Regions from separate parts of the Homo sapiens genome. Here regions 1, 2 and 3 are each linked to region 4. The links are chromatin loops, found by intact Hi-C in ENCODE. Cell type or tissue: endothelial cell of umbilical vein. All regions are shown on one strand. Region 1 has its middle 370 kb from the start of PTCHD4. Region 2 has its middle 41 kb from the start of MMUT. Region 3 has its middle 340 kb from the start of PTCHD4. Region 4 overlaps PTCHD4 (patched domain containing 4).

Region 1 (8,000 bases), 390 kb before region 4:
TCCCCAATATTTTCTTGTCTGAGGTCTTAGATGTAAGTCTTTTATCCATTTTTCTTTCATAATTTGAGGCCTCAGATGTAAGTCTTTCATCCATTTTTGATTTTCTTTTTATATGTGGCAAAACATAGGGATCTAGTTTCATTCTTCTGTATATGAATATCCAGTTTTCCCAGCATCGTTTATTGAAGGGATTGTCCTATTCCCAATGTATGCTCTTGGAACCATTGTAGAAAATAAACTTACTGTTTAGGTGCATGGACTTTTTAAAAAATTTTTTGTGGGTACATACTAGGTGCATATATTTATGAAGTACTTGAGATATTCTGATAGAGGCATGCAATGTGAAATTAGCACATCATTGAGAATAGGGTATCTATCTCCTCAAGCATTTATCCTTTGAGTGAAAAACTGTCCCATTACATTTTTCTTTTTTTTTTTTTTTGAGATGGGGTTTCACTCTGTCACCCAGGCTGGAGTACAGTGGCTCAACCATGGCTCACTGCAGCCTCGACCTCCTGAGCTTAGGTGATTCTCACACCTCAACCTCCTGATTAGATGAGACTACAGGTATGTGCCAACATTCCCAGCTAATTGTTTTTGTATTTGGAGTAGAGAGAGGGTTTTACCAGGTTGCCCAGGCTGGTCTCAAACCCCTGGGCTCAAGTGATGCATCTGCCTCAGTCTCCCACAGTGCTGGGATTACAGGTGTAAGCCACCTTGCCTGACCCAATTATACTCTTAAGATTATTTTAAAATGTACAATTAAGTTATTATTGACTATTGTCACCTGTTCCATTGGTCTGTGTGTCTGTGTTTATGCCAGTAGCATGCTGATTTGGTTAGTATACCTCTGTAGTATAATTCAAAGTCAGGTAATGTAATGCCTCCAGTCTTGTTCTTTTTGCTCAGCATAGCTTTGGCTATTCTGGAGCTTTTCTAGTTTCATCTAAATTTTAGAATTTTTCTTTCTATTTCTGTAAAGAATGTCATTGGTATTTTGACATGAATTACAATGAATCTGTAGGTTGCTTTGGGTACTATGGACATTTTAACAATATTGATTCTTCCAGTCTATGAACACAGAATATAATGCCAATATTTTTGTGTCCTCTTTAATTTCTTTTATCAGTGTTTTATATTTTCATTGTAGAGAACTTCCACTACTTTGGTTTGTTAATTTTTAGGTACATAATTTTATTTGTAGCTATTGTAAATGGGATTATTTTCTTGATCTTTTTCAGATTTTTGCTTTTGGCATATAGAAATGCTACTGATTATTGTATGTTGATTTTGTATCCTGTGACATTTCTGAATTTATCAGTTCTAATAGTTTTTTGATGGAGTCTTTAGGTTTTTCCAAACATAAGATCATATAATTTGTAAACAAGGATAATTTGACTTCTTTTCCAATTTGAATTCACTTTATTTATTTCTCTTTCTGATTTCTTTAGTTAGGACTTCGAGTACTATGTTAAAAAACAATGTTGAAAGTGGTCATCCTTGTTGTGTTCCACATTTTAAGGGAAAGACTTTCAGTTTTTTCCCCATTCAGTGTGATACTAACTGTGGGTCTGTCATATATGGCTTTTATTCTGTTAAGGTATGTTCCTTGTATACCAAGTATTTTGAGGGGTTTTATCATGAAAAAAATGTTGAATTTCATCAAATGCTTTCACAGCATTAATTGAAATGATCATATGATTTTTGTCTTTCATTCTGTTGATAAAATGTATCACATGGATTAATTTACTTATGCTGAACCATCATCCTTGGGGTAAATCCCACTTGGTCATGAATAATGATCTTTTTAATGCATTGTTGAATTCAGTTTGCTGATATTTGATTGAGGATTTTTGCATCGATGTTCATCAGAGATAATTGGCCTGTAGTTTTCTTTTTTCTTTTTCTTTCTTTCTTTTTTTTTTTTAATGTATCTTTGCTTTTGGTAACAGAATCATACTGGCCCCATACGATGAGTTTGGAAGTTTTTCCTTTGTCTCTATTTCTTGGATTAGTTTTAATAGGATTGGTAGTAGTTCTTTACATGTTTGGTAAAATGTATTAGTGAAGCCATCAGGTGCTGTGCTATTCTTTGCTGGGAGACATTTGATTATGGCTTGGATCTTGTTACTTGTTATAAGGTTTTGATTTGTTTCATGGATCTGTTTGTAGGTTGTATGTGTCTAGGAATTTATTCATTTCTTCTGGATTGCCTAATTTATTGGTATATAGTTGCTCATAGTAGTCTACAATGATTCTTTGAATTTCTGCAGTATTGGTTGTAATGTCTTCTTTTTCATCTCTGATATTATTTATTTGGGTATTCTCTCTTTTTCTTAGTTAATCTGGCTAAAGTTTTGTCAATTTTGTTTATCTTTTCAAAAGAACTTTTTTTGCTTATTGATCTTTTGTATTGTTTTCTTCAGTTCAATTTCATTTATTTCTTTTCTCATTTTTATTATTTTTTTCTACTAATTTTGGGTTTGGTTTGCTCTTGTTTTTCTAATTTTTTTAAGATGCATCATTAAGCTGTTTATTTGAAGTTTATATTCTTCTTTGATGTAGGCACTTACAGCTATAAACTTCCCTCTTTGTACTACTTTTGCTGTATCCCATGGATTTTGGTAGGTTGTGTTTTCATTACCATTTGTTTAATGAAAACTTTCAATTTTCTTCTTACTTTCTTCATTGACCCCACTGGTCATTCAGGAGCATTTTGTTTTATTTCCATTTGTTTGTGTGGTTTCCAAAATTCCTTTTGTCTAACTCTCTCTTTAGCTCTAATAACTTTTGCTTTTTATATCTGGGAGCTCCAGTGGTAGGTGCAAATATATTTATAATTGTTAAATCGTCTTGCTGATTTGACCCCTTTATCATTACATAATGGCCTTCTTTGTCTCTTTTTGTTGTTTTTGTCTGAAATCTATTTTGTCTTATACAAGTATAGCTACTGCTCTTTTTTTGGTTTCCATTGGCATGAAGTATCTTGTCCTTCCCCTTTATATTCAGGCTATCTGGGTCTTCATAAGGGAAGTATGTTTCTTGTAGGCAACAGATTGTTTGGTATAATTTTTAATTCATTCAGTCAATGTACATTTTCATTAGAGAATTTAGTCAATTTATATTCAATGTTATTATTGATAAGAAAGGACTTACTCCTACCATTCTATTATTTGTTTCCTAGATACTTGTAGTCGTCTTTTTTTCTTTTCCTTCTTCCTGTCTTCCTTCTAGTGAAGATGATTTTCTCTGGTAGTATGTTTCAATTTCTTGCTTTTTTTTTTTTGTATCCATTGTATGTTTTTAGATTAGAGGTTACTAGGAGGTTTGCAAATACTATCTGATAACCCATTATTTTAAACTGATGGCAACTTAACACTGATTACATAACCAAACAAATAAAACAACAGACAAGCAAGAGAAAACTAATAAAACTCTACACTTCAACTTCGTCTCCCTATTTTTTAATTCTTTGCTCTTTCTGTTTATATCTTGCTGTAGTTCCTTTCTTGAAAAGTTCTTGTAGCTATTATTTTTGATCAATTCTTTATTTCATCTTTGTACTTAAGATATGAGTTTACGCACCACAATTACAGTATTATATTCTGTGATATTCTGTGCACATACTATTACCAGTGAGTTTGGTACCTTCAGACGATTTCTTATTGTTCACTTACATTCTTTTCTTTCTGATTAAAATATTGCCTTCAGCATTCCTTATGGGACAGGTCTGGTGTTGATAAAAACCCTCAGCTTTCCTTTGTCTGAGAAAGTCTTCATTTCTTCTTCATGGTTGAAGGATATTTTCACCAGATGTACTATTTTAGGGTAAAAATTTTATTCCTTCAGCACTTTAAATGTGACATGCCACTCTCCACTGGCCGGTAAGGTGTCTCCTGTCAGATGTAATGGAGCTCCATTGCATGCTATTTGTTTCTTTTCTCTTGCTGCTTTTAGGCTTCTTTTTTTCCCCTTGAACTTTGGGAGTTTAAATATTAAATAGCTTGAGGTAGGCTTCTGTGGGTTAAATCGTCTTGGTGTTCTATAACCTGCTTGTTCTTGGATATTGATATCTTTCTCTAGGTCTGGGAAGTTGTCTGCTATTATTCATTTGAATAGACTTTCTCTGCCATCTTAATCTCTACCTCCTCTTTAAGGCCATTAACTCTTTTGAGGCTAGATAATAACTTTTTTAGGGCTATTTTCTAGATCTGGTAGGCACACTTTGTTCTTTTTTATTCTTTTTTCTTTTGCCTCCCTTGAGTATTTTCAAATTGCCTGTCTTCAAGCTCACTAATTCTTTTTCTGCTTGATTACTGCTGCTATTAAGAGATCCTGATGCATTCTTAATTATGTCAATTGCATTTTTCAACTCCATAATTTTTTCTGGATTCTTGTAAAATATTTCCCTGTCTTTGTTAAATTTTTTTGATGGAGTTGTTCATTCCTTCTCTGTGGTATCTTGAATTTCTTTGAGTTTTCTAAAGCAGCCGTTTTGCATTCTCTAACAGGTCACCTAGCTCTGTCTTTCCAGGATTTGTTCCCAGTGACTTATTTAGTTCATGTGGTAAGGTCATGTTTTCCTGCATGTTCATGATGTTTGTGTATGTTTGTCAGTGTCTAGTCATTTAAAAGTTAGGTATTTATTGTACTTCTCATAGACTGGGCTTGTCTTTACCCATTCTTGTTGGGATAGTTTTTCAGGTATTCAAAGGCACTTGGGTGTTGAGAGCTAAGGTTTTAGTCACTGCAGCTATATCTGCATTAGGGGGCACTCCAACCCCAGTAACACTGGAGTTCCTGCAGCATCACAGAGGTATGGCCTTTATGGTCTTTGTTAAGTTCCAGAAGAATTATCTGGATTACCAGGTAGAGACACTTGTTGTCTTCCCTTACTTTCTCCCCAAAAAATGAAATCTCTCTTTCTTTCTCTGTGCTGAGCTGTCTGGGGCTGGGAGAGGGGTGACAGAACCACCCCTGTGTCCACCACTACTGGGACTGCACTAGGTCTGACCTAAAGCTTGCACAGCACTGGGTCTTGCCCAAGGCACAGTGTAACCACTACCTAGATACCACCTATCTTCATTGAAGGCTCTAGGACTCTACAATCATAAAGTGGCAGTGCCAGCCTGGCTTGTGTCTTTTCTTTTAGGGCAGTGAGCTCCCCCACACCCAGGTGGGTCCAGAGATCCTGTCTAGGAGCTAGGGCCTAGGGTGAGAAACCTTAGATATTTACCTGGTTCTTTATTCGCCTGCAGCTATGCTGGCACCAAAACCACAAGATGCACTTCTTCCCACTCTTCTCTCCCTTTTCTCCAAGCAGAGGAGTCTCTCTCCATATTCATACCACCACAGGCCCCTGGTGAGTACAGCCAGGCTACCACTGATGTTCACTTAAGCCCCAAGGGCTCGTCAGTTAGTTTTTGGTGAATGCTGCCACACCTAGGACTCACTCATCAGGGCAATGGACTCCCCTACAGTTCAGGGTAAGCACAGAAATGCCATTCAAGAACCAAGGCCTAGAATCAGTGTCCCCAAGTAACTTCTCGGTGCTCTTCTCCACTTTGGCCAAGCTGGTACCTAAGCTGCAAGACAAAGTCCCCTTTAATTTCCTTCACCTTTTTACAAGAAAAAGGAGTCTCTTCCCATAGCCACCACAGCTGTGAATGTGCTAGGTCACACCTGAATCCAGCACATCTCAGAATTTCATCCAAGGCACATGGCATGTACTACCTAGTCACTGCTGCTAATTATTCAGAGCCCAAGGGCTCCTTAGTCATCAGGTGGGGAATCCTGCTGGGACTTGGTCCTTCCCTTCAGGGCAGTAGGTTCCCTTCTGGACAAGGTGTGTCTAGATATATTTTCCAGACCCTAGAGACTGGAATAAAGGCCTCATGACTCTGCCCTGTACCCTATCCTTCTGCTGTTGAGTTGGTATCCAAGTTTCAAAGCAGAGTCATTTTACTGTTTCCTCTCCTGCCTCAAGTGGAAAGAAGGGGTCTGCTTTGGAGTTGTGAATTGTGCTTCCTGAGATTGGGGAAAAATGATGCAAGTACTCCTTTAGCCACCCCAGCTGGTGTCTCACTAAGTTGGCGGCCCCTCAAGTCCACTGGTTCTGTGCCCAGAACAGCACTAGGACTTGCCTAGGAGTTATAATCCTTGCTGCTTAGACTGCCTTTCAAGTTTATGTAGCACCCCAGAGCACTTTAGCCCACAGTAGCAAGACTTGACAACACTCAGGTTCTGCCTGACTGCTAGGATGGGCAATTGCCCTCTGGCTGGGATTAGTCTAAATAGTCCCTGCACACATGTTGTCTGAGTTCTCCTCAGTTTTGGCAGCACTGAGTTCCAGTGTAAAGTCCCACAGTTACTGCATTCTTCCTCCCCGGAGTGTACAGATTCTTTCTCTGTGCCACCTGGCCACTGTCAGGTGCAGGGGAGCTGGGTGAGGGAGGAGTGGTGTTGGAAGTTCAAGGCTCTTTCCTACTCCCTTTAGTGCCTCTTTCAGTGATATGAAGTTAAAATCAGGCACTGTTATCGCTTACCTGATATGTGATTCTTATGAATGTATTTTTTGTGTAGATATAAATGTGGTGTTTCTATAGGGAGGACAATTAATGGAGGCTTCTATTGGATCATCTTCCTCTACCTCCTCCTCTCCTTCCCACTTTGCATGTCCAAAAGAGAGGCAGCAAAAATTTACTTAAGTGAGCCTAGGTGGAAACCCCCAGAAGTTTTTCTTTTTCTGATGTTCCCTGAGATTGTCCTATTTGTCACATGGTAATTCTCTCTCTCTCTCTCTTTCTACTTCTCTCTCTCTCTCTCTCTCTCTCTCTGTGTGCATGCCTTATTTTAATGAAACACTTTCCAGATGTATCACAGCTATTCTCAATCACTTTGTTGTAGTTTACGAAGTTTCGCCTGGGGTAATATTTCAATATTTGGAAAAAAGTGATTCATTTATTGTAACAAATGACTTAATAAACAATCTGCTGCTTTTCCTGTGTTGCCAAATTTGAACATATTCATGAAGGACTAGGAAGTAGACTCCCTAACACATTTGAACATAAACCTCAAGACATGTAAAAGCATCAAAAAACATAATTTTAGGACAAATTAGATTTGCTTTCTGAATCTTACTTTCCAGCTATTAGACAAAATGAAAGATAAGATCTATTTAGGAAAAACCTGACAATATATAGGAAAAACAAAGCATAAAAATGTGTTAAAAACAACTCGATGAATGAAGATCGGTCTTTTTAACCAATCAGAGATGTTCCAAATGGTTAATATGTTAAGCAAATAAACTCTCAAATAAATTTACCTGTGACATGTAACTATTTGGGAGAGACACAGATAAATTTAGAGCAGCATTCTAGTATTTTATTTCCCTCCATTGTAGGATGAATGGACAACAGGAATGAATACAAAGCAGGCTCTCTCTGTCCAGCATTTAGCAGAAAAAATTCTCTATCCTTAGCTCAATCGCACCCTGGAAAACTCTCATGTTGTGAAGAGGAAAGGCAGTTTCCACTGTCACTCACTTTTTATTTATAAACCAAGGTCCTTATGAATCTGGAAATTTTCCCACTGTAACTTCAAGAGTAAGATATACATATTTTTTAATGTTACATTTAAAAAGAGTCTCCCATCACAACTGGACTCTCAGAATACATATGAATTTCGGAATACAATACTAGTTTTCCATCACAATTGGACTCTCAGAATACGTATGAAATATGAAATAATATGAAAAATCAAAATATGCACATGTATTCACACATACTCAAAGTGCTTAAATGTTTTAATCTTGAAACATAGCAGAATTTTAAATCTTGAAGAAATTTTAAATACTTTCTTAACTTTAAAGATTCTCCCACAAAGTAACACAATCATGTCCTTTGCAAGCAACATGGAGGTAGCTGGAAGCTATTATGCTAAGCAAACTAATGCAGGAAGAGAAAACCAGAAACCACATGTTCTCACTTATAATCAGGAGC
Region 2 (8,000 bases), 1.3 Mb before region 4:
CCTTGTAAGAAGAGACCAGAGTTTTCCTGGTCAGGTGAAGATACAGTACAAAGGCAGCCATCTTCAAGAGAATCCTTACCAGGAGCTGAACTGGTTAGCATCTCGATCTTCTACTTCCCAGCCTCCAGAACTGCCTGTTCTGGAATAACAGAAATAAATGCCTGTTGTTTAAGCCATGCAGTTGATGGTAATTTGTTAACAAAGACACAAATGTTCATAGCACATAGCAGCATTACTCATAATAACCAAAAGGTAGAAACAACCCAAGTGTCCATGATAAAATGTGGTATATACTTACAATGAATATTATTCAGCCTTAACAAGGAAGAAAATTTGACACATGCTACAATATGCTCATGCGTCCCTGAAGACATTTTGCTAAACGAAATGAGCCAGTTTAAAAAAAAAAAAAAAAAAAAAACAAGTACTGTATGATTCCAATTGTATGAGGTTTCTATAGTTGCCAAATTCACAGAGAAAAAAGTAGAATGGTGGTCCCCTGGAGCTGGGAGGGGAGGGGAAAAGGGGAAGTTATTCTTTAGTGGCTACCGAGTTTCAGTTTTGCAAGAGAAAAAGAGTTCTGGAGATGGATGTCAGTGATGGTTGCAGGTCAATGGGAATGCACTTAAGTCCACAGAACTCTACACTGAAATATGGTTAATATGATTAATTGTATGTTATATAAATATTTTATCAAAATAAAAACAATATATTTAGGACAGTGGTTGGCACATAATACAGGCTTTGTAAATATTAGTTATTATATTGTTATTATTGTATTAGTGTTCCTATTATTATTATTTTATAGAAATAATGAATGTTAAGGTGTGAAACCAAGCAGTAGGCGGAGAACAGATTATTTAGAGGCTTATGCTGTTAAGAAATTTGGATTGTTATCCTGAAGATTATAGAGAGCCATATAAGAGTTTTAACCAGAGAAATAATCTGATTGTTTCAGCACAGCAGATAGAATATGGCTTTTTATGTGGGCAATGACGGAGAAAAGAATTAAAAGGCTGTTATAGTGATATAATAGAGAATTCAAAGTATCTAAGCTTATCTGCTTAGGTGCTGATGAGAGACGTCAGAAATGGAGAGGATATGATTTTATTTTGGAAGATTGGCTTGACAGAAACTAGATTTTATCTTTTTTAAAAAAGTCTCTAGATCCTTAGGTATTGCTGTGTGGAATCTGCTATATCCCCTCACCCATTTTGGTTGTTTTCTGTGGACCTCTTTTGATGTGCAGTGATTTCATGACTGAATACACTGGTATAATGTCAAAATCAGGAAAAGGTAAAATGATGGGAATTTTTTTCTCAGTGATAATTTGTGTCCATACTAGAGCTCTCTGAGCTTTTCCGGCACCAGAAGAGCACCAGAATGATGTGTTTAGGGGGCACTGAAGACATGAAAATTCTCTTCCTGTAACGTAATGAAAATTTAACTATTGTATAAATATTTTAAGTACAGGAAGTGAAGCAGAGCTTTGGAGAGGTGTCCTTTCTGAGCAAAACCTGCGTGGAACTGGAGATTTAAATTAAAGTAACAGAAAACAATAAAAAAATTTGGATGATTACTCCTTCCTTTGATTTTCATCTCACAGAATGGGAATTCATATAATGGGGGGTGGGTGGTGAGGGGAGAAGCTTTTAAAAAGCTCTAGGTCTGTCTATTTGCTAACAAAATTATGCCACATGTCACTGCCACCCTCCATTCTCATCCTTAAACTCCTCTGCACTTCATACTAGTCAAAAACCTATTCTTAAAAATGAATCTAATAAAACCATATATGTTATGGTGAAAATGTCTATTAATGCAAAATATATTTATTCTACCAGAAATATTTTTATTTTAACTGAAGAAAAAACTTGCCAAAGTGATTAATATCTAAATATACTTATTGCTGCTTGGTAGACACTCAGTAAAAATGATAATGAAGATGATGATAATGATAATGACAATGATGACAACTAATGTTATTTCTACCAATAAGTAAATCCTAACTCACTTTCAAAGAACTGTGGGTCGTCTTTTAGGCCATTAGACAAAGTTTGATTGTAGAAGTAGCCTAAAGTTGAGAGATAAAATTGAAAAACCATATATTTGCTGTTAAGATATCCTTGTATATGTTGTGCTTATCATTATGAAAAATGCTCTAAGCATTCAAAAATGTTTTCAAGGAAGAACTATTTTGGTTTTCCTAATTAAACACAATGCTATTGTTTTCTGGTTCTCAGATCCTCGTTTTATTATTTTTTTTCCTACTGTACCTGTAGGTGTCTCCCTAAGTTCAGGATTATTCTATTTTCCTGACACTGTATTTGAAATGATGCCCATCCAAGAAACCCTTAGGTGCTATAAACACTCTGAGAAAAATCATGTCTGTTTAATAATTTACTTAGATGCTCCTAAGGTCACCCTTTGTAATTCTGATCTGTGGTCAATAAAATTAAATGTTGATAATTGTTTATGAACTGTGCTACATGTCATACTAGAATAATATGAGATTAATACTGAATTATATTCTGTGAATCCATCCCTAACTCACACAGACTCCTTTTTAAGTTACTAGTTCTCCATGAACTGTTTCCTCCATTTACATTCAAACCTCTTATTGTTATACTGACCTCTTCTTACTATTTACCATAATTCCCCTGAAGTCCTGAAAAACAGGGAAAGGCAGAATTTAATAACTTCTGGCAGGATTATTCCAATACCCTTTGATTCTGAAACCATAGGCAAAATATTAATTCAGACAAATGCTATGAATTCATGATACCATATACTTTTATTGGTTGACTATCATTTGCCAAATTTTAATATGCTATTACTTTTAGAAAATAAAAACAAAGATTTTCCTGTGATTTTGCAGAGCTACACATGCCCAGTAAATGCTATATGTCTCTTTAGTAAAGAGACATTTTTGCTGTTCAATTCCTTCTGTGAATGGAAAGCTGAGCCCTGAGCTTGCTTAAGGGGGTAGAAAAGTAGAGCCACACTGATGACATTCTCAGGTTTTCTGAACCATCTTGACTTGACTTTAAGCATTCTGTCCTATTGCCTTTATTTTAGTTTTGTCATTCTCATCAGACCATATGGTCATCAGAGCAATATTAGTGGCAATTTTTTGTCAGACAGAATAAGATGGTTATCTAGACATCAAGAATTGAAGGACAGTAGGCAGATGGCCCTCTTTGCCTGTAACATATTCTCATTGGTTTAGGGTACCTATGCCTATAAAAATATTATTTGAAAAAATTGCAAATACACTGAGAAAGCTTAATATTAAGTTGAACATTTAATTTTTTTTTTTTGAGATGGTGTCTTGCTCTGTCAGCTAGGCTGGAGTGCAATGGTATGATCTGAGCTCACTACAACCTCTGCTTCCTGGGTTCAAGCAGTTCTTGTGCCTCAGCTTCCCGAGTAGCTGGAATTTCACGCACACACCACCAGGCCTGGCAAATTTTTGCATTTTTAGTAGAGACAGTGTTTCACCATGTTGGCCAGGCTGGTCTTGAACTCCTGAGCTTAAGTGATCCATCCCTCTCAGCCTCCCAAAGTGCTGGGACTGTAGGCTTAAGCCACTGTGCCGGGCCAGAACATTTAAATTTAATTCTAAAAACATTGACTGCAAGGGCCATTGCTAATTGTGCATGGGTCATACACTGTCCAACTCCAGAGACAGCCATTTACTTTGTCGACATGCACTGTTGTAGTCCTGCATATTTTGTGCTGCAGTTTTTTGTCTTAAAAAAGGGATAATAATAGAGCTCAAATGTTTGTTACAAGAATTAAATGAGACAATGCATGTAACTTTTTGGAACTGTGCACCATGTGGTAAAAACCACAATAAATGTTTGCTATAGTAATTATTATTATACTTTGTAACAGTCTCACATCCAACCTTTGAAAACAAAACTTTGCTTACCACGTGATTCTTTTCCTTGAGGAGAAGATAAAACAGGTTCCTAATTTTCTTCTGTGAGAGAAATAAAACCTTCAAAAACAGACAATATATGGAGCCTAAATAATGACAGGGATTAAATGGACAGAGCATGAAATTCATAAAAGGAGATAAGATTGAAAATATAGGGTATGAATTTTATCATTTATTAACATGTTACTGTGATATCTTTTTTAAAAAACTGAATTAGCTTACTAACTTCAAGTTGCATTTCTTTTTTGCCTAGGATTGGCCAAGGCCTCTGTGATTAGAGAGATAATTCCTAAGTCACAGCATATGGTTGATCTGCTTTGAAATCCTTTAGGATTGCTTATTAAAAGCATAAGTTAGCTCACAATAGGCCCCTTACTTTCAATCCATTTTGTAAAACCCTTACTCAGACCCGGGGTGGTTGTATTAAATACGTTATTGGTCACAAAAGAATCTGATAACTAGACTACTGGCAAACGATTTTATGATTTGGGGGAGTAAAACTTTTCAGACATGCCTTATATGTATCTAGATTGACAGCATCATTAATATAAAGTAGATCATAGAGACGATGTTTGCAATAGGCCAAATAATTGAGATAACCTGTGTTTACTGCCTTTTTTAGGTGAGAAAATTTAATCACTTCCTATTTGGCACAGAAAGCTACTTCTCCCAAAGAACTAAGCTCTTTGACTAAGATTTATTTTGATCATAAAGTGAATAATCCAGGAAAAGAAAGAATTTTTTTGTGCCAAAATTCAAAATGATTTTCTTTTATCCTCCCAAATGTCATACTTTACTATAGAAGGCATTTGGGATAATTCTACACTTCCATTTGCTAAGAATCCAGCTAAGGGTTCTTTAAACATCCAATTGTTAGTCAATCTGTGCATATGAACCATTCTTGAGCAGAGTAAAAACAGTATGTGAAATACCTTTCCTCTATTGTTTTTCTGAAGATGTGACTGCTTGAGATTACCATAATAGACATGATATTAAATAGCAGTTTTACTCGTTTAAAATTTCTGAAACTCTTCAAAGTCACTATTCAGTGGGACAATAAATTGTAGAACAACAACAAAAAATCAACTCATATGATTTCAGAGATGCTGCCCCAAAATAATTTCCTGCATCCTACATTGTGCTGGACATTCTTTAACAGTAGACCACATCTTTAATTTCAGTTAGAACTCAGAGTAAACTAAATAGCTCTGATAGAGATGTTAACAGATCTTCCATATTAGGTCATTTACACACATACATTTTGATCTAGGAGAGATTATATAGGAGGTGATAATGTGAAAAGGGGATTTGTGTGAGTAATGGAATGGGAAAAGGGATAGGGAAGAGGAAATGTTGTTAAGGCACGTTCTTGCAATGGGTTTTCCTAAACAGTAGGAAATTGGCAGCAAAAATATTTTTTAGTTACTTGTGTGCAACGTAGGCTGTCATTCACTCTACTACCCTACTGTTTATCTTCCATGCAAATATGGAAAACTGAGGTCAAATTTAATTCAAGAATCAGGAAATATCAATATATGTGTGATAGTATACTTCCTAGGATAATGTCAGTAGGAACTCTGCACTCCATAGGTAATCAAGAGTGGAAAGAAAGCAGGGTGCTAAGAAATGCTGCATGCATACCTCTTCTTATAGACACATTTCCTCTGTCAGTTTATTTGTATTCAATAATTGGAGTATTTTTAACACAGATGCATGTGAATATTTGTGTGTGTGTGTGTGTGTGTGTGCTTGCGCATGTGCACATGTGTGTGTGTGCAGATGATGTGGAAGTAATCTAATCATGTAATCTATATTGACGGGTATAATGCCTTCCATTTCTAAGATTCTGACTTCAGTTTGAAAACAAATTTCTCTTTCTTTCTGTCGCATTGATCAAGTTTCCTCTGTAGGCTTTTATCATTGTACATCTAGGATTTTGTATCTCAGCTGAATTCTGTGAACATACTGAGTTTTGGAAAGAACATGGACTTGGGCAATAGGCTGACCTGGGTTGTAGCTCTATTTCAGCCCCTTCCCAGCTGTTGGATTCTGGGCAAGTTTTTTTTTTATTTGTCCTGCTTAGCCTCAGGTTTCTTAATACCTTAATACTTTCCTTAAATGCTCTTTGCATGAATGTGTGTCTCAGACAGAGTAAACTGAAGACATGCTCATTTTACTTCCCTTAGGGAGAGAGAAAACAAATGTATGAGTTATCTAATAATACAATGGGCAAAATTTTTTACTCCATTAAGACTGGAAGGAAAACAAAATCTGACCTTCTATTTCACATTGACTACCAAAAATATCAGAGGACACTAGTAAGTAAGGTGTGATATTTATTTAGTCAGTTTTCAAGGTGTGGATTTGTGATATATAGAAATCTACAGCAGCACATTCAAAGTAAGTCCTGCAAATAGATTTAATTTGAGTCACCTTGTCAGTTTAGAAACAATATCATAAATATAAATGACAAACTCCCAAGGAAAGGCAATGGCCATGCCACTTTGCTAGCTTTCACAAAACCTAATTTTCCATGCAGTCTCTGGTGCATTAAAAAAATAAAATGTAACATCAGTGTTGAAAGGTGTTTCCAGATGGCATTTTATTAGCTACTGAGAAGGCTATTTCTATTCTCTATCAACTGCACACATCACAGCAACAATTTTCACTTTTCTATATGATAAGTTCTCATTGTTGCATGAGATGCTAAATAACACTTGGAGGACTGGCCCATAAAATATTTTTTGAAAATGCCATGTTCATGGTATAGTTCATAGGATCACAAATGCAGATTTGCTTTATTTGCTTGAAGGTCAGACAATGTCAGTAATATTCCTTCACCCTTTTAGAAATTATTTCTGCTTTTGACCTCTCTTATAAAAGTTCCACTGAATGTTGTATATCTCAGAATAACTTTAAGTAGGAAAAAGAAATTGTTTGAGAGTTTATTCAACTGAGCACATTCCAAATGTTTAAGACTAGAAGTTCCTTTGTGAAAGCAGGTCAAGTTAATTTTATTAAAAAATAGTGAACATAGGGGCAACTCCTAAGCTCTTACATGACATTATGTAAAGAGAAATCTTTCTTTGTCTATTTTCCATGAAATTCCCTGTCATTTTCCTCTCTACTTTTCTACTTGCATCTTTTTCATAAGGACTTTCTGGAACAAATTCACTCAGCATTCCCTAAAAGTATAGATTAAAAGAAAACCAAACACAAAAGAAGAACCAAACCAGATTTAGGGTTTAATAAATATATTTTAGGCTAAACTCTGGATGGACCTTATATCTTGACGTGTTGATTTCCATGGTTATTAAGAACATGAGAACTGGGTCATAATAAACCCTTGATCTGAATAGGGGAAATAAAGGATTATAGAGGAAAAAAAAATCTAACCAAATGGAAACCAAGGACTCTCCTGACCTGCTCATTATTGTCTGCCAAGGGATTTACCTGAAACCATGGAATGTGGTTGTCCTAACAAATGTTCTTAACAAAAGTACTTGGAGCATTAAAAAGAAGGCACACTGATTGGTTAGTGTTCATGTCAAATGATCTGGGCATCAAAATAGTTCTGTGGTAAGAGTATAAATTTCCATTAGCAATGAATATCCAATACGGAGGGAGAAGAAAGCTGAATAAAAGACTGTGGTATCCTGTAAAGATGAAGTCCTCAGTTAAAAAAAGGAAAGGAAAGGTGTGGAGGAAACAGGATGAATTGGATCAGAGGTAAGACAAGTGACATCTGCACAGACTGTGCTGGCCACTTCACATTTAACTATCGCAATCACCCTAAAAAGAACGTGTCATGGTTCCCAATGAGAAATGGGCCCAGAGTACTAAAATGGCTTTTCAGTCAAGTGGTGGAGACAAGAATTTATACCAGGGATATCACCAAAGTCTGCTCCATTTCCGTAGATGACAGCTTCATTCTCATGCAACTCCCATGCTCTCTCTGAGAAGCATCCATGGCCTCAGCCAGGCTATTTCAGCAGAAGCCGGAGACACTTGCCCCTTCGCCATTTTTGCTACTTCTGCTCAATTTAGATTTTTCTTTTTA
Region 3 (8,000 bases), 360 kb before region 4:
TGTTGGTAATTTATTGCCATTACAATCCTGCTGCTTGTCATTGGTCTGTTCAGGGTTTCTAATTCTTCCTGATTTAAGCTAGGAGGGCTGTACATTGCTAAAAGAAGCTCTAAATTTTGAAACAAATCTTGGAAACACATCAAAACAGAACCTCTTTAAAGCATGAATCTCACAGAAACTATAAAACAAAAATACAATAAAAAAGAAACAAGGTATTCAAGCAAAAACTAGCACAGTGAATGGAATAATACCTCACATCTCAATAATAACATTGAATGTAAATTACCTAAATGCTCCACTTAAAAGATACAGAATTGCAGAATGGATAAGAATTTGCCAATCAAGGATCTGCTGCTTTCAAGAGACTCACCTAACACATAAGAACTCACATAAACTTAAGGTAAAGGGGTAGAAAAAGACATTCCATGCAAATGGACACTAAAAGCAAGCAGGAGTAGCTATTCTTATATTAGACAAAACCATCTTTAAATCAACAGCAGTTTAAAAAGACAAAAAGGGACATTATATGATGATAAAAGGCCTTGTCCAACAGGAAAATATCATAATTCTAAAAATACATGCACCTAACAATGGAGCTCCCAAACTTAAAAAACAATTACTACTAGACCTAAGAAATGACATAGACAGCAACACAGTAACAGTGGGGGAGTTCAATACTCCACTAACAGCACTAGACTGGTCATCAAGACAGAAAGTCAATAATGAAACAACAGATTTAAACTGTATCTTAGAACAAATGGACTTAACAGATATTTACAGAACATTCTACCCAACAACTGCAGAATATACATTTTATTCATCAGTGCAAGGGAATTTCCCAAAGATAGACCATTTGACAGGCCACAAAACAAGTCTCAATAAATTTAAGAAAATTGAAATTATTTCAAGATACTGAGACGACAGTGGAATAAAATTGGAAATCAACTACAAAAGGAATCTTCAAAACAATGCAAATACATGGAAATTAAATTAACTGCTCCTGAATGATTATTAGGTCAACAATGAAATCAAGATGGGAATTTAAAAATTCTTTGAAGTGAATCATAATAGTGACACAACCTATTGAAACCTCTGGGATACAGCAAAAGTGGTGCTAAGAGGAAAATTCCTAGCCTTAAATGCCTACATCAAAAAGTCTGAAAGAGGACAAGTAGACAATCTAAGGTATAGGAACTAAAGAAACAAGAACAAACCAAACCCTAAACCAGTAAGAGAAAAGACAAACCAAGATTAGAGCAGAAATAAGTGAAATTGAAACACAAAAATATGAAAGATAAATGAAACAAAAAGTTGGTTCTTTGAAAAGATAAAGAAAATTGATAGACCATTAGCAAGATTAACCGAGAAAAGAAGAGCGAAGATCTGAATAAGCTCAATGAGAAATAAAATAGGAGATATTACATCCAACACCACAGAAATACAAAAGATAATTCAAGGCTATTATGAACACTTTTACATGCATAAAAAAATTGAAAACATGAAATAGATTGACTATTTACCAATCAGTTTTCACTACTGTAAATAAGACATGTCACCAGTCCTATAAAAGTGTCATGGCTGATAATGGTGATAGAATTATTATTTTTAAAATAATCAAATCAGAATATTACAAAATATATGCATACAGAGTGAAAAAAACATAATTATGACAATTTTCATTCTTATGTATGCTTTTATTTGAAAATAGAAATGATTTATTAGCCATTTTTCATAAGTTTATAAATGAGTTACATCCAAATAGAGCGTGTAGATCCTAAAATAGTAATCTCACGCATTCATCTTTTTATCCACCAGAGGACATAATTGCTGTGTGGCAGGGAAGGATTTCACTTAAGAAAGCAGAGAATGGTTTATGCAAGTCCTCCTTTCTTCTCCACTGCAGATATATTTAAGTTGCAAAGCTCATAGAAATACTTGAAATGTAGTTACTTGTTAATTTTTAGAAGTTACAAATTTCTTAATGATTAGGAGGGACAGACATCAACATGGAGAAAATTTAGCTCACCTTCTATTTTGAGGAGCATTGCAACTTAATGATGTCTTTGTGCCTAAAATATTATTACAAATCTTAATGAAATATATATGAAAAACAAAGAAACTATTGGGGTAGCCATGTACTCTGCTTTTTCAATAATGATAGCCTATGACAGCCAGTATCTCTAAACTTCCAATCTAATACACATCTTCATAACAACTTCTGGTTCTCCAATTTATGACGTATTAATGGAAAAAGAAAGTTCTAAATGTCTTGTGTTGTCTCCCAGATTCTACTGAGGATAAATAATGAGAAACTTCTGATAAACAATTTTACCAATATCTTGGTAAAATTAAAACTAATGGAGTACCCATCCATCACATTTAATAAACATTAGTTAAATTCATGTAGACATGTGTGCTTGATACAGCCTTTTGTTTAATAATATTTTATGTCTAAGTATACATAATTATGAAATTAAAATGGGTATAGTTATATGTAAAATACCAAGAGTATAAGGAATATTTTTTTTTTTTTCTCCGAGACGGAGTCTGGCTCTGTCGCCCAAGCTGGAGTGCAGTGGCGCGATCTCGGCTCACTGCAAGCTCTGCCTCCCGGGTTCACGCCATTCTCCTGCCTCAGCCTCCTGAGTAGCTGGGACTACAGGCGCCTGCCATCACGCCTGGCTAATTTTTAGTATTTTTAGTAGAGACGGGGTTTCACTGTGTTAGCCAGGATGGTCTCAATCTCCTCACCTTGTGATCCGCCTGTCTCGGCCTCCCAAAGTGCCGGGATTACAGGCATGAGCCACCGCACCCGGCCAAGGAATAATTTTTAAGTGCTTTTAATTCTATCACCCAAAGGTGCATCTGTTAAGTATTATATTCTTCTTCTATTCCTCATCTCTTCCCTATTTATCTAGCTGAATGAATACAGTAATAGACAGACACATATAAGAGTCTATGAAATCTGATAATGTGAAGTGAGGATTTGTCTTATAGAAAAGGACACTAGAGTTGTACTTGAATTTTCTGGCTTGAGAACTTCACCAGTTGCCTGGCACATAATATCTAAAAGACTTCCAAAAACTTTCCTCTGGAAGCTTTTTATACTTTTCTATAACAGCCTATGGGAACTAGACAAATGACTGTTTTCTTTCACTTCTTTAAATATTCTGCCCATTTAGGCTATTGATCATGAACTACAGTTAAAGCTGTGGTTTGTTTAATAAATATTTGAGTACCTACCCTGTATTAAGTACTGTTCAAGACTATGGACATACAGTGATGAATAAAATGCACATTGTCTATACTGTTGCAGTCAACATTAGAGTCACATTAAACAATTTGGTAGAAATGAGTGGCATTTTAAGAAATTTCTACAATTAATGGTAAAATCAAACTTGCGTCAAGTTCATAAGTCTTCCCTGAGTTAGTTACATCAAGTGTGACACTAATGAGGCAAAAGTGGCTTTATGTATACGTAGTATATAGGTGGGTGGGAAGGAGGCTAGTAGCATGTGATTTACGTAAGGTAGTGTTATATGCAAACGCATTAAGAGGGGAAATAACACAAAAGAAAAAAATGAGTCATTCTAGGTGGAATGTACCTTACAAAGAATTGGGTAAGATATAAACACGGTTTATCTCATTGGACAATGACACATCATGGGCAATGTTAATAATCTGAGGCTTTAATAAAAATAGAGGATAATTGGAGAGTTTTAGACAGAAGAGTAAAATAATCACTATGTTTTTTTATAAGTACCTAATTGTCATGTAAAGTATATTCTTGGCCGGGCGCGGTGGCTCACGCCTGTAATCTCGGCACTTTGGGAGACCGAGGCAGGCGGATCACGAGGTCAGGAGATCAAGACCATCCTGGCTAACACGGTGAAACCCCGTCTCTACTAAAAATACAAAAAATTGACGCCTGTAATCCCAGCACTTTGGGAGGCCGAGGCGGGGGGATCACGCCTGTATTAAATATACAAAATATTAGCTGGGTATGGCGGCGTGTGCCCGTAGTCCCAGCTACTTGGGAGACAGAGGCGGGAGAACCGCTTTAACCCGGGAAGCGGAGGTTGCCGTGAGCCGAGATTGTGCCACTGCACTCCACTCTGGTGACAGAATGAGACTCCGTCTCAAAAAAAAAAAAAAGGAAAAGAAAAAAGAAAATTAGTCGGGCATGGTGGCACCCGTGCCTGTAGTCCCAGGTACTCGGGAGGCGGAAGTTGCAGTGAGCCGAGATCGCGCCACCACACTCCAGGCTGGGTGACAGAGCGAGACTCCATCTCAAAAAAAAAAAAAAAAAAAAAAAGAATATTCTCGAAGGAGAAAGAATGATATATAACTTCACCTAGTCTAGGAGATGGTGTGATAACCAAGGTAAACAATAATAGGAATTAGGATGACAAAAGAAATTCAAATAAATTAATGAACTCACATGATATTTACACAAAGAAGTTGATGTCTGGGTGATTAATTGAATCTAGAGGCTAAGAGTGAGCAAAGCGTCAAATACAAATTTCATGTACTCTAGGAGCAAGGTATTTGTTGAGCTATTTGCTGAGATAGTAAACACTGGAGAAGAAATAAATTGGGGGAGGGTGGGGAATTGTCATCTAATTCTTAGAAAATTTGGCCAGAAACAGGTGTTAAACAGAAAGAGTAAATGTACCTTTATGAGTCAAGAGAAAACTCTGCAATGTAGATATACATTTGGTAATTTTCCATATATGGTTTGCAACTGAATACATGAGAATAAATAAAATTCCCTCTCAGAGATAGAAAGTAGGCCTTAAGTAGAACGTCAAATGATTCTAACATTTAATTACTAAACTCAGATAAATAATACGTTAAAGAAGAAAATTTGAAGGGTAACAGAGAACTTGGTGTTACTCAAGAAAAGGAAAAATAATGTTTAAGAAGGAAATAAACATTGGAATATAGAAGACTATCTGTTATCTGTATGCCAATGACTTTCTAAGAAGAAATAATCATCACAAAACCAAAGACAGTTTGATTTAATACTTAGTTATCCCAATCAGAGCACAATCTAAACAAATATAAAGTCAGACATTACACATGGGAAAATGAAAGCAAACTCATATTCTCAATATGTAATTGAAAGGAAAATACAAGTTTAGACTTTGAAACGATGACTTAGTTCTTCCAGTTTTCAGAACCTGTACCTAAAGCAATACTGTGAAGTTCAGATAAGCAAATAAAGGCTCCTAACTTTTTGTGGGGCAGAGACAAGACAGGGTTGTTATTTTGGAATTGACCTGCACAACCAGATCTTTTCTGAAGATGAGATGTAAATGCATGCAAGTTGCCCATGAACCATATATTAGCAAACAAGGGAAAAGTGTGAGGTCATTTATGGTTTCCTAGAAAAGCGAAGGGATGTCAACAACAAGAAGCGCAAATGAAATTCAGGACTCAAGGAAGGTTCCCAACTGACTACCAGTGTATTCACTCAAGTCAAGAGAACTACAAGAGAGAGGAGCTTAGTCTTAAGGTATCTAGCAGACTACAGCAAGCATAGAGCTTGTGTTCATTGACACCATTTCAAGTGGGGAATATTTCTTTTTTCCCTCTCCTCTGTCTTCAAGTCCTAGTGCCAGAGGCTTAAGACCAGATAGTTACTTGGAAGGAGAATGAAAAGACACCACTCCCCCTGTGCTCAATGTGCGATTACAAGAAGTGGACTCGAAGGAATGGAGAATAATTAGTGGCAAATCAAGTCCAGAATTTTGGTTACTATATTAGAGGAGGCATTTAAATTTTGAATAGGGGCTGGGCTTGAAAATTGAAAAGACTGCCTATTAGTTCAGATTGAGCAAACTGTCATCACTCTGATGATATTTTATCCAGTGGCTACAGAAAAATGTTTCCTACTGAATAAAATGTAAGAGAATGACAGAAAAAAATGACATTTTGTTGGTGACAAAATTTGTATGTATTCAACATAGCACATAAATACATTATATAAAAGTTATAAGGAAAGGAACTAAAGTGTTAAATAATTTATCTTTCAGTATGGTATTGTTGGTGATTTTTATTTTTACTTCATACTTTATTTTCCAAATTATATCTAGGGAGTGTTTTCTTTATATTTTATAACTTAAAATGGAAATTTTAAAAAGTCTACCTAAGTTAATGTTATTTCTGTAAATCATGATTTGGGAGATCATCATATTTATGATGAGATTATTTTATAGCTCTTTAAAAGGCATTAGTACTTCTATTAAAATGTGGATGAATTAAGGGAAATAATGAGAAATTCATAATGAATCAGTTTTGCTATTTTTATAGTTTTGATAAATAAAAAAAGAAAACTAAACATATGGTTCATTTCCTTAGAATTAATCTTCAGGTAGATAGATTTTAGTTCACCATATAAGTATATAATGTTTAATATTTTATGTTATATGCATATAAGTATATAATGTTTAATGTTTAATATTTTGTTATATTTCCAATATATTATTTCCAATTTAAAATGAGACATTAAAAATTGATGAAGTTTTAAAAAGTAATAAAGATTTCTAATGCTAATTATTTTGTTCTATCCACTTTCTCCATCACTGATACTCTTTTCTCCAAAAAGCCAATCACCACAAGATGTTTAAATTCCATTTATTTTCCAGTGTAATTTTTCAGTTAAAAAAAGAAATACAGCTGCCTCAGTTGGACTATCAACTGATGAGTGTCACTGACATCTACAGAAAGTGTTGTCTCCTTCATTCTCTTGCTGATGAATTATGTTAGTTCCCCAAAACAAGCAAAAATAATAATTTCCTATTATTTACAGAACCAATGCATCTTGAAATTATGGTATCTTAAGTCTTATCTCATGAGCTAATTTATTTCTTTTTGGTCATGTATTCTCACTCTAACTGTATTGATGTCATAGCACATTTCTTTTCTTTGCATAGTGTTTGAATGAAATAACTTTTTTCTGTAGCTGAGTAACATTTTGAACAAGAAGCAGCCTACTTCTTATGGTACTAAATAAATGAATTAACGAACAAATTAAATGTCCAACTGCTTAATTAACTGCTATGTTTTGGTCATTGTATTAAAGTAAACAGGCATTAGAGACCACCATTATAATAATGAATGCTTTGGTACCATGATTATTTAGTAAGATACACTTTTAAACAACAATATAACATTTGTAAATATGTATGCACCCAACACTGGAGCACACAAATATATAAAGCAAATGTTGTTAGATCTAAAGAGAGAAATAGATGGAAATACAATCATAATAAAGTTCTTTAAAACTCAACTTTCAACACTGAGCAGAGCATCTAAACAGAGAATAAATAGAAACCTCAGACTTAAACTATATCATAGACCAAATGAACTTAACAGATATTTACAAAACCTTCCATCCAGCCACTGCAGAATACACATTCACCTCAGCTACACATGCAACATTCTTCAGGATCAATCATATGTCAGGCCTCAAAAGAAGTTTTAACAATTGTAAGAAAATAAAGATCATACCAAATATCTTTGCAATCCAGAATGGTATAAACATAGAAATCAACAAGAAAAATTTTAGAAACATTACAAATACATGGAAATTTAAAAACCCATTTCTAAATAACCAATGAGTCAATGAAAAAAATAAAACGAAAATTTAAAAATTCCTTGAGACAAATGAGAATGGAAACCCATCATACCAAGACATATGGGACAAAGCAAAAGATGTTCTAAAATGAAATTTTATAGTACTAAATGCCTATGTCAAAAAAGAAAACAATATTTCTAATAAACAACCTAACCATGCACCACAAGGAACTAGAAAACCAAGAACAAACTAAACCCAAAATTGATAGATGGAAGGAAATAATAAAGCTCATAGCAAAGATAAATAATATAGACTTAAAGAAATTCAAAGATCAACAAAATGAAGAGTTGTATTTTTGATAATAAAATTGACATACCTTTAGCCAGACTAGGGAAAAAAATACAAATAAATGAAATTA
Region 4 (8,000 bases):
TTCATTTTTATTCATTTTTATTATTTTATTATTATTTTTTATTATTATTACCTTTACTAGCCACTCAACAATGACAATAATTATGCTTTTTGTTTTAGGTTAAGAAGAGTAAAAGCCATAAAAAATTTAAAAGGTTAAAATGAGTGCCTAATGCATACTAACATATAATGATTTTTGTTAATCTGTATGTTTCCTCACATCAGTAATCCTAAATGATGATAATTTTGCCAAGGTTTACCTTGCTATTGGTGACCATCAACCCAGAAGTAGATGTAAGTTATCAGAAATTGCTTACTGTGAAATTTTCAAATAAAATTTTCAAATAAAATTTAATAGAAAAAGCGATTTCAGGTTCACACTTGTTTGTAAGTGTGAAACTGAAAACTTTGCCACAAATTAAAGTTGTAAAAAAATGGACTCTATTTAAATAATGTGGGAGCATGCTCTTTTAAAGGATGACTGAACGTGCTATTGTGACTTTACATCTGTCATGAATGAAGCAATCAAATCAAGACTGAAGTGAAACTGTTGATGAATATTACATGTGTCTTCTTTTAATGATTTGAACATTTATGGAGCCCAGCTGCCTACCAATGCGCATTCTACATTATGATGTATTGTCTGCATTATTGAATGGCCAGCCCCATGCACGGTGATTTCAGGGGATTCAGAAGCCCTTTATACCCTGGTTTTCTCGTGAAACAGTTATTTTACCCCTTCTGAGATTTTTTTTTCCAGCCTAGTGTAGAAAAAATCATAGGCTTTGGAATTAGGCAGGTCTCAGTTAAAATCCTGGCACAGATATTGACAGAATAACCTCTATGATTCTGCTGCAAAATGGCACCAAAAATATCTGCTTGACAGTGTTGTTGTGAGCATTAGAAACAATATAAGTTAACTATCCATTACTTAAGTAAAATGTTCGGCAGATAGCAGCTATTTACTATGGAGGGGCAATGTTTTCATAGGCTTCCCTGAGAATGACGTTCCCTCCAGACAAATCCAATGATCATGTAAAAATGACAAATGTTAATCTAAAAATATTGACACAATATATAGTAGATATGCAGTGACTATAATAATTGCATGCATTTCTGAATGCATATTTACTTAATATTTTTCATAATTAATTTTGGAATTTCTAACACTAAATGCATCACCTACTCTGAACTTTAAACAGACAATAATAAATTTGTATAACACTGTAGATTCTGAATTAACTGTATCAGATATTATGTTAAGAACTAATATATATTGCATAGTCTACATCTAGTGATAAGGACTGAAACTGGAGAAATAGTTCTGAGAAACTATATAGAACAGTGATGAACATTTAAAAATAAAATCAAATTGAGTCTTCAACTAAAAGAGACTTCTGAATCAAAGAAGGCAGATGGAAAATACGAAAGAAAGAAAAGAATAGAATTTTTAAAAGAGGCAAAGTAATTACAGGTAGTGCAGAATGTGGACAAATGGCAAGCCCTAATCATTAAGGTAGGCATAAGATGAGACACACATGGGACATAAAATTGTGATTCACAACTTTGGGAATAAGAATTTCAAATGCAATTGATAAATACATTGAATGCTTTCACAATGAATAGGTTTTGCTCAACTGGCTTTGTGAGATATCAAATACTATTTAAAGAGCTGATTAAGTGGATTGACGTTTAAGAACAAAAAACTACAAAATCATATACAAGATTGCAATTCAATAACGGGTCAATAAAGGTTAAAATTAAAACAATAATCTATACATTAGTTTTCAAAAGATTCATTGTTGGTCTCTAATCGTACATATCTGAATATGGTTATTAGTTGTCTTTACAATGACTATATGACTAAATGCATTAACATGTGTTAAGATTTTATTATCTATCACTAAAATCTGTTAAAACAAAAATTTCTGTGTGGTTATCGCTATTGTGATTCTTCTTTATCCCACAGAGACAGAATAACAGGATTTCAACCTATTCCACTACTTAATTTGTGATCATAATTTCCCAGAGTCTCAGAGTTCAATATTATGGAAAGTATTAAATAAAGAATACTTAGATTATTCCTAAAACCATGTCTGCTTTAGAATACAGACATGGTAAATTCTTCTGCTATCACTACTATTTAATTGCTATTAGTCTTTTGGAAATTTCTGCCCTTGCTGCTACTGATCTCACTCCATTATGGCACTGGTGTACCTCTGTCTTCAACATAGGAAAGCTTGCATCATAGTAATGATTACCCCCATTCCTATTTATTTATTTATTTGTTTTGAGATGGAGCTTCACTCTTGCTGCCTAGGCTGGAGTGCAATGGTGTGATTTTTGGCTCAATGCAACCTCCGCCTCCTGGGTTCAAGCGATTCTCTTGCCCCAGTCTCCTGAGTAACCTGCATTACAGGCGCCCGCCACCACACTCAGCTAATTTTTTGTATTTTTAGGAGAGACAGGGTTTTACCAGGTTGGCCAGGCTGGTCTCGAACTCCTGACCTCAGGTAATCCACCCGCCTCGGCCTCCCAGAGCGCTGGGATTACAGGAGTGAGCTACTGCACCTGGCCATCCCCCATTCCTTTAAACTAGAGATTTGGGCAAAGCTTATGTGACAGGAGAAAAGAGAGCTAATTCTGACTGTGTGAAACATGTAAATTTTCACTGCACTAAAACCACAGCGTTTTAGTTCATCGAATGCTTAATGGTATTCCTACAAGATTTGTCAGACTTAGCTGGATTTTTGCTGATTTTCATATCACAGCTTTTAAGAGATAAGTCACCTTCAATAACTTTCACATTTACACAATCATCCAAATTTAGGAGCATTCATTTTATGCACAGCTTTTGTTTGCTCTATTCCATAGTCGTCTTTAACACTATCAGTTGACAGTCATTAAACGGAGCCCAAAAGGTCAATTGCTTTTTATGAAGAAAGGAAATATTGTAAACTACAAATCACTTACCCATTTAAGAACTTAGGATTTTCATTAGATTTCCTTAAACCAAATCAACCTATTTGTTGAGCATCTAAATTATGTTAAGAGAGAAAAATTAATCAGTTCTGATTTAGGGGACCCACCCTTCCAAACGGGGCACACTAAAAGGCTGTCAAATGAGACCTCTAAAAAACACAAAGAATATTGCTTTGTGTTTTATCAGATCAACAAAACACTACATGCTACCTTATAAAACTTATGGGAAATGGCAAGGAATCTATGATCCTGAGTTCCCTTATTGATGGTCTTGTAACCTAGCATGCCCACTTAAAATTTTATTTTGATTTTTGAAATAAAATTATGGCTACAGTCTTACTTTACTGCAGCCAATTGGGTTATATATTTTTAAATAACATTAATATTCTTACTGATAAGTTAGTTGTTTTTATGTCAACATGTTCTGTATACTACATGATTTAACTAAAATCTAACTGCTTAAGGACCACCATATAATTGTTCCATTAAGACTAAATATACATAGATAAAATGACTGACCCTTGTCTTACTGGCCTAACTCAAAACTGAGAGCTGAAGGAAAGGAGAGTTCACACAACAGTAGGTTAATTCTTTTAGATAGGTATGACTTTTTCCATTTGCTTTGTCAGCTTCCTATTTAAAATAAATATGCAGGCTTTGAAGAACGATAATTCTGAATTTGAATCCAGGCTCTGCCATCTAGTGGTTATGAGACCTTAAGAAAGTTATTTATCCTCTTAGAGCTTCAATTAGTTTACCTAGAACCCTGTAACAATGATTACTGCCCACCTAGGACTATTTTGAAGATTAAATAAGACAATGTATGCAAGGGTCCTGTCTCTTAGTAAGGGCCCCATGAATGTAAATTAGTATAATTAACATCATTAATATTAACAGCATCATTATTACATTATAATTCCTTATTAGTAACTTATATTAGTAGACAATTTTGTTTATGAAATTTGTTATTTTATTGCTTAAAAGCATAAAGATATTAGTTATAGTCATAGAGGAAAAAACAACTACTAAATATAAGACTCAGAGTGTTGGAGCTGCTGAAAATACTGGATAGACTGAAGATACTGGATAGATCAGAAGAAACTGGACAGACCAGAGGAGAAAAAAACTGAAAGATGGTCACAAAGAGTTAACATTAAATCCATTTCACATTTTTCTGGGCTGAGGCTAGACCTGTCCTGAAACAAATGCCATGTCACATTACTGCACAGACAAAGACATAGGCATAGAAAAGAGGGGAGGATTGGTGGGTAGGTGATAGGAGTGGAATTGGCAGCAGTCTCTGTGTCTACCATGTCAGTGTTTTAAGTGCTAGGCTTCTCTAACTCTGCTGAAAGCCTACTTTGGAACAAACAGTTCCTTTATATTTAATATATAATTTTGAAAAAAATAGTAACTAAAGGCATTATTAACGTGAAAAGATTCTTATTCACCCATTTAGAAAAGAACAAGAATAACAAAAGTGGTAGGACAGATATTAACATTTGTGGGGTGATTAAAAAATACATAGCAACCATAGAGCCTCAAGGTGGAATTGTTTCATTTCTTTCTACATATTGGATGTTTTCCTTGATACACATACTCACTTTATAACTTTATAAGTCTGAGTCTTTTTCCCCCATGAAAATAAGAAAAGCTAAGGGGAAAAATGCAAACGCCACTTTTTATTTACATCATTCTACTGTCTCCTACTCATAGACACAAAATGTTTAGTTCATTTGTAAGCAGACTTGCTCTGAAAAATAAGTGAGTATATCTTCTCCTTTTTGCCTCCACAATCCCTGTTCTGCCCTGCTATTTTTCATTGATATATATTAGGGAAAAAAAAACAGAAATTGGTAATATTTCCTTGTATTTGAATTTTTTTGATTTTTTTTTTTGATGGATACTAGACTTTTATTAAAGAATATTCTTCTAGTGCAGGAGTCTGCCACCTACAGCCCAAAGGCCAGATTCAGACTGCTGCCTGTTTATTTATAAATAATGAACTAAGAATGGGGTCTTCTTCTTTAAATTGTCAAGGTAAGAATATAAGAAAAGAATAATAATTTTGTGCAAGTGAAAACTGTATGAAATGCAAGTGTTAGTGTCCATAATTAAACTTTTATTAGGACATAACGCTGCTCATTTGTTTACACATTGTCAGTGGCTGCTTTCACACCACTACATCAGAGTCGAGTATGTGACACAGACCATATTTTGCACTCTTATTGCTTTGCACTGCTCTTTGGTCCACTGTAAATCATAGTGACACAATTATAATTCTACAACATTTCGGATGCTGTGAATATTGCTGTACCACTTTTTTTTTTAATTATTGTTACAGGTCATGTCAAAACCAAAAAATATTAGACTCTGAACGTTGCAGTCTTATAGTACAATGGAGTGTGGATTCTTTCATTGTCAAATTAGATGAAAAAAAGTTTGTTTTTTAAGCAATGACACGATAGCTCAGCTAAAAGAATAAAATATTGCCATTACCAGACTAAGCACGCATCACATCCCTAACTCATAGATAAACAGCAATCTGAAAAAAATAGAAAATTGTAAATGGAATATCTTATCATGACAGAATTTCTTCAAAAAATGAAATACAAAAATGAGGCTGCAACTAAATTTCTCAGCAGCTCACTTATCAGCCAAGCAAGGAAATCCTTTTGCTGATGTTGTAGTATAAAATCATGAGTGATTGCAGCAACTAAAGAAATGCAGCTAGAGAAAGTAATTAGGACTGTCAACTTTCTGGCAAGAATAGTTTCTCAAAGAATTGAAAACACTGTGAGTATATCAATAGTCAGCTAAAAATGAAAAAGGCAAATGATCTTGAGAGGCTTTTCTTGGTTCTTGATGATCAACTCATGTTATCAATTCTAGTCAGTTGTTCCTTATTAGAGAAGTCAATGGCAAGTTTGAAGTGACTGGAAAATTAACCTCTATCAATATGCTTATATGTGAGAATGTTCTAAAAAAAGCCAAGAAAACACTAATTAAGCATGACCTGAAGTGGAATCTGCTAAGATGTGTTATAACTGATAGTGATAAAAATAAGTATGAAGCAGAAAATAACTTAATTTTTATAAATTTACAAAGCTTGTAAAAATGTAAGGTATTTAAACCCCTTGCTATGCATGTATTATTCATCAGCAGGTACTTTGCAGAAAATATTTGAATCCATTGTGTGCTATTGAACCATACCATCAACAGTAAATTTCCTTCACTCTTGCAGACTTAACTATCGGGTGACTGTGAGCTCAGGGCCCAGACTAATTTTTTTTTTTTTTAATGAGAAGTACTCTTGCTGGTTGGGTGGCTCACACCTGTAATCCCAGCACTTTGGGAGGCCGAGGCAGGGGGATAGCCTGAGCTCAGGAGTTTGTGACCAGCCTGGGCAACATGGTGAAACACCGTCTCTACTAAGATACAAAAAATCAGTCAGGTGTGGTGGCGTGCACCTGTAGTCTCAGCTACTCAGGAGGCTGAGACAGAAGAACAGCTTGAACCTGGGAGGTGGAGGTTGCAGTGAGCTGAGATCGTGCCACTGCATTCCGGCCTGAGTGACACTGGGAGACCAAGCGAGACTCTGTCTCAAAAAAAAAAAAAAAAGAAAGAAAGAAAAAAAGAAAAGTACTCTCAATCACTGTTATAAAACACTGAGCGGTTTTGAAATTAGATATTCCTGTAGAATTAAAAGTGTTTCTTAAAGAACATTAAGAAAAGCCAAATAGTGCTTATATGTGAAATGTATATTTCAGTAGTCATTTCCACAAAAACTGATATTGAGTCACAAATAATGTCAAATGTTCTATATGCATTGTGCTGCCAAACATTAGAACAATTAACTAGATGTACACTCTTCCACAAATTAGTAGTGAGCTAAACTACTCACTACTAAAATTTTCTGACCTAAAAATACAGTTACAGCAGCATTTTTGTGACTATGATGAAAGTGCAAAGGAATTTTCATATTTCAAAATCCATTTAACTGCAACTGTGGAGTTTCCATCTAACATTCAATTGGAAGTGATTAATCTGAAATGTAATCACATGTTAAAAGTCAAATATCAAGAGAAGTATCCAGTAGAATACAGAGATTCCTTTTATTTAAGATATAAACAAATCCAATTAAATCATATGCTTTGTAGATTGCTAACAGTAGTTGGCAATAGCTGTGTGAAAGAAATTTCATAGATGAAACACACAAAATTTCATTCCAGATCAACATTAAGAGATTAATATTTGCAATTAATTTTGATGGTTGAGAACGCTAAATTCGAACCCCATATAGGAGGTTTTTTTTTTAATCACTGCTATAGCAAATTACCACAGACTTAGTGGCTTACAACTCCCATTTATTATCTCACAGATATTTAGCTCAAAAGTCTGAGTATAATGTGGCTTAACTGAGTCCTCTGCTTAGAAATCTCTTGAGACGAAAATCAAGGTATTAACATAGCTGTGTTTCTTTCTGGAGACGCTGGGGACAATTCTACTTCTAAATTCATTCAGATTTTAAACAAATTTGATTTCTTGTGGTTGTATAACTGAGGCCCCCATTTCTTTGCTGACTGTCAGCCAGGGGCTAATCTTAGCTCTTAGATACTCCAGACACATTCTTTTTCATGCTTTCCATGTGGCCCTTCCACCTCTGGCAGGTTAAGTGCCTCTCATGCTTCTAATCTCTCTAACTTATTTTGCTGCATCTCTCTGACTCCAGCTTCAGAAAGTTCTCTGTCTCAAAGTGCCCACCTGAATAATTCTGGTAAATCTTCCATTTTAACCCCCATAATCCTAATTATATCTGCAATGTCCCTTTTGTTATAGAACATAGTCAAAGGCTACAAGGATTAGGATGTAGACATATATCTAGGGCCATTATTCTGCCTACCATATCCAACTAAGCAAATGTGATTACCCAAAAAGAATTCCATTCTTCTTCTTAGTAGAACTATGTTACAAAAATTATACTCTATTATTACTATTGTATTTTGTTAATTAAATTATACTCTACTATTACTATCTGTT

The links. Peaks named below come from ENCODE experiments on the same cell type or tissue, not always from the same donor. Only the 100,000 strongest peaks of a DNase experiment are listed, where the experiment ranks them.
Region 1: a loop joins it to region 4, with 17 times the contacts of the local background. A loop is called at or near these places in 9 of 110 quality-filtered maps.
Region 2: a loop joins it to region 4, with 6 times the contacts of the local background. A loop is called at or near these places in 9 of 110 quality-filtered maps.
Region 3: a loop joins it to region 4, with 5 times the contacts of the local background. A loop is called at or near these places in 5 of 110 quality-filtered maps.

The regions. Positions count from the first base shown.
Region 1 is chr6:48,473,221-48,481,220 of GRCh38, reverse strand. No RefSeq gene overlaps it. Among named protein-coding and RNA genes, the nearest start is that of PTCHD4, 370 kb to the right of the region's middle. In endothelial cell of umbilical vein, a CTCF peak has its summit at 4,765 (motif pointing right); a DNase peak (open chromatin) is centred at 4,770.
Region 2 is chr6:49,418,285-49,426,284 of GRCh38, reverse strand. No RefSeq gene overlaps it. Among named protein-coding and RNA genes, the nearest start is that of MMUT, 41 kb to the left of the region's middle. In endothelial cell of umbilical vein, no CTCF peak of the experiment used is centred here; no DNase peak of the experiment used is centred here.
Region 3 is chr6:48,443,026-48,451,025 of GRCh38, reverse strand. No RefSeq gene overlaps it. Among named protein-coding and RNA genes, the nearest start is that of PTCHD4, 340 kb to the right of the region's middle. In endothelial cell of umbilical vein, no CTCF peak of the experiment used is centred here; no DNase peak of the experiment used is centred here.
Region 4 is chr6:48,083,317-48,091,316 of GRCh38, reverse strand. All of the region lies in intron 1 of PTCHD4 (patched domain containing 4), which reads left to right. Among named protein-coding and RNA genes, the nearest start is that of PTCHD4, 24 kb to the left of the region's middle. In endothelial cell of umbilical vein, no CTCF peak of the experiment used is centred here; a DNase peak (open chromatin) is centred at 3,636.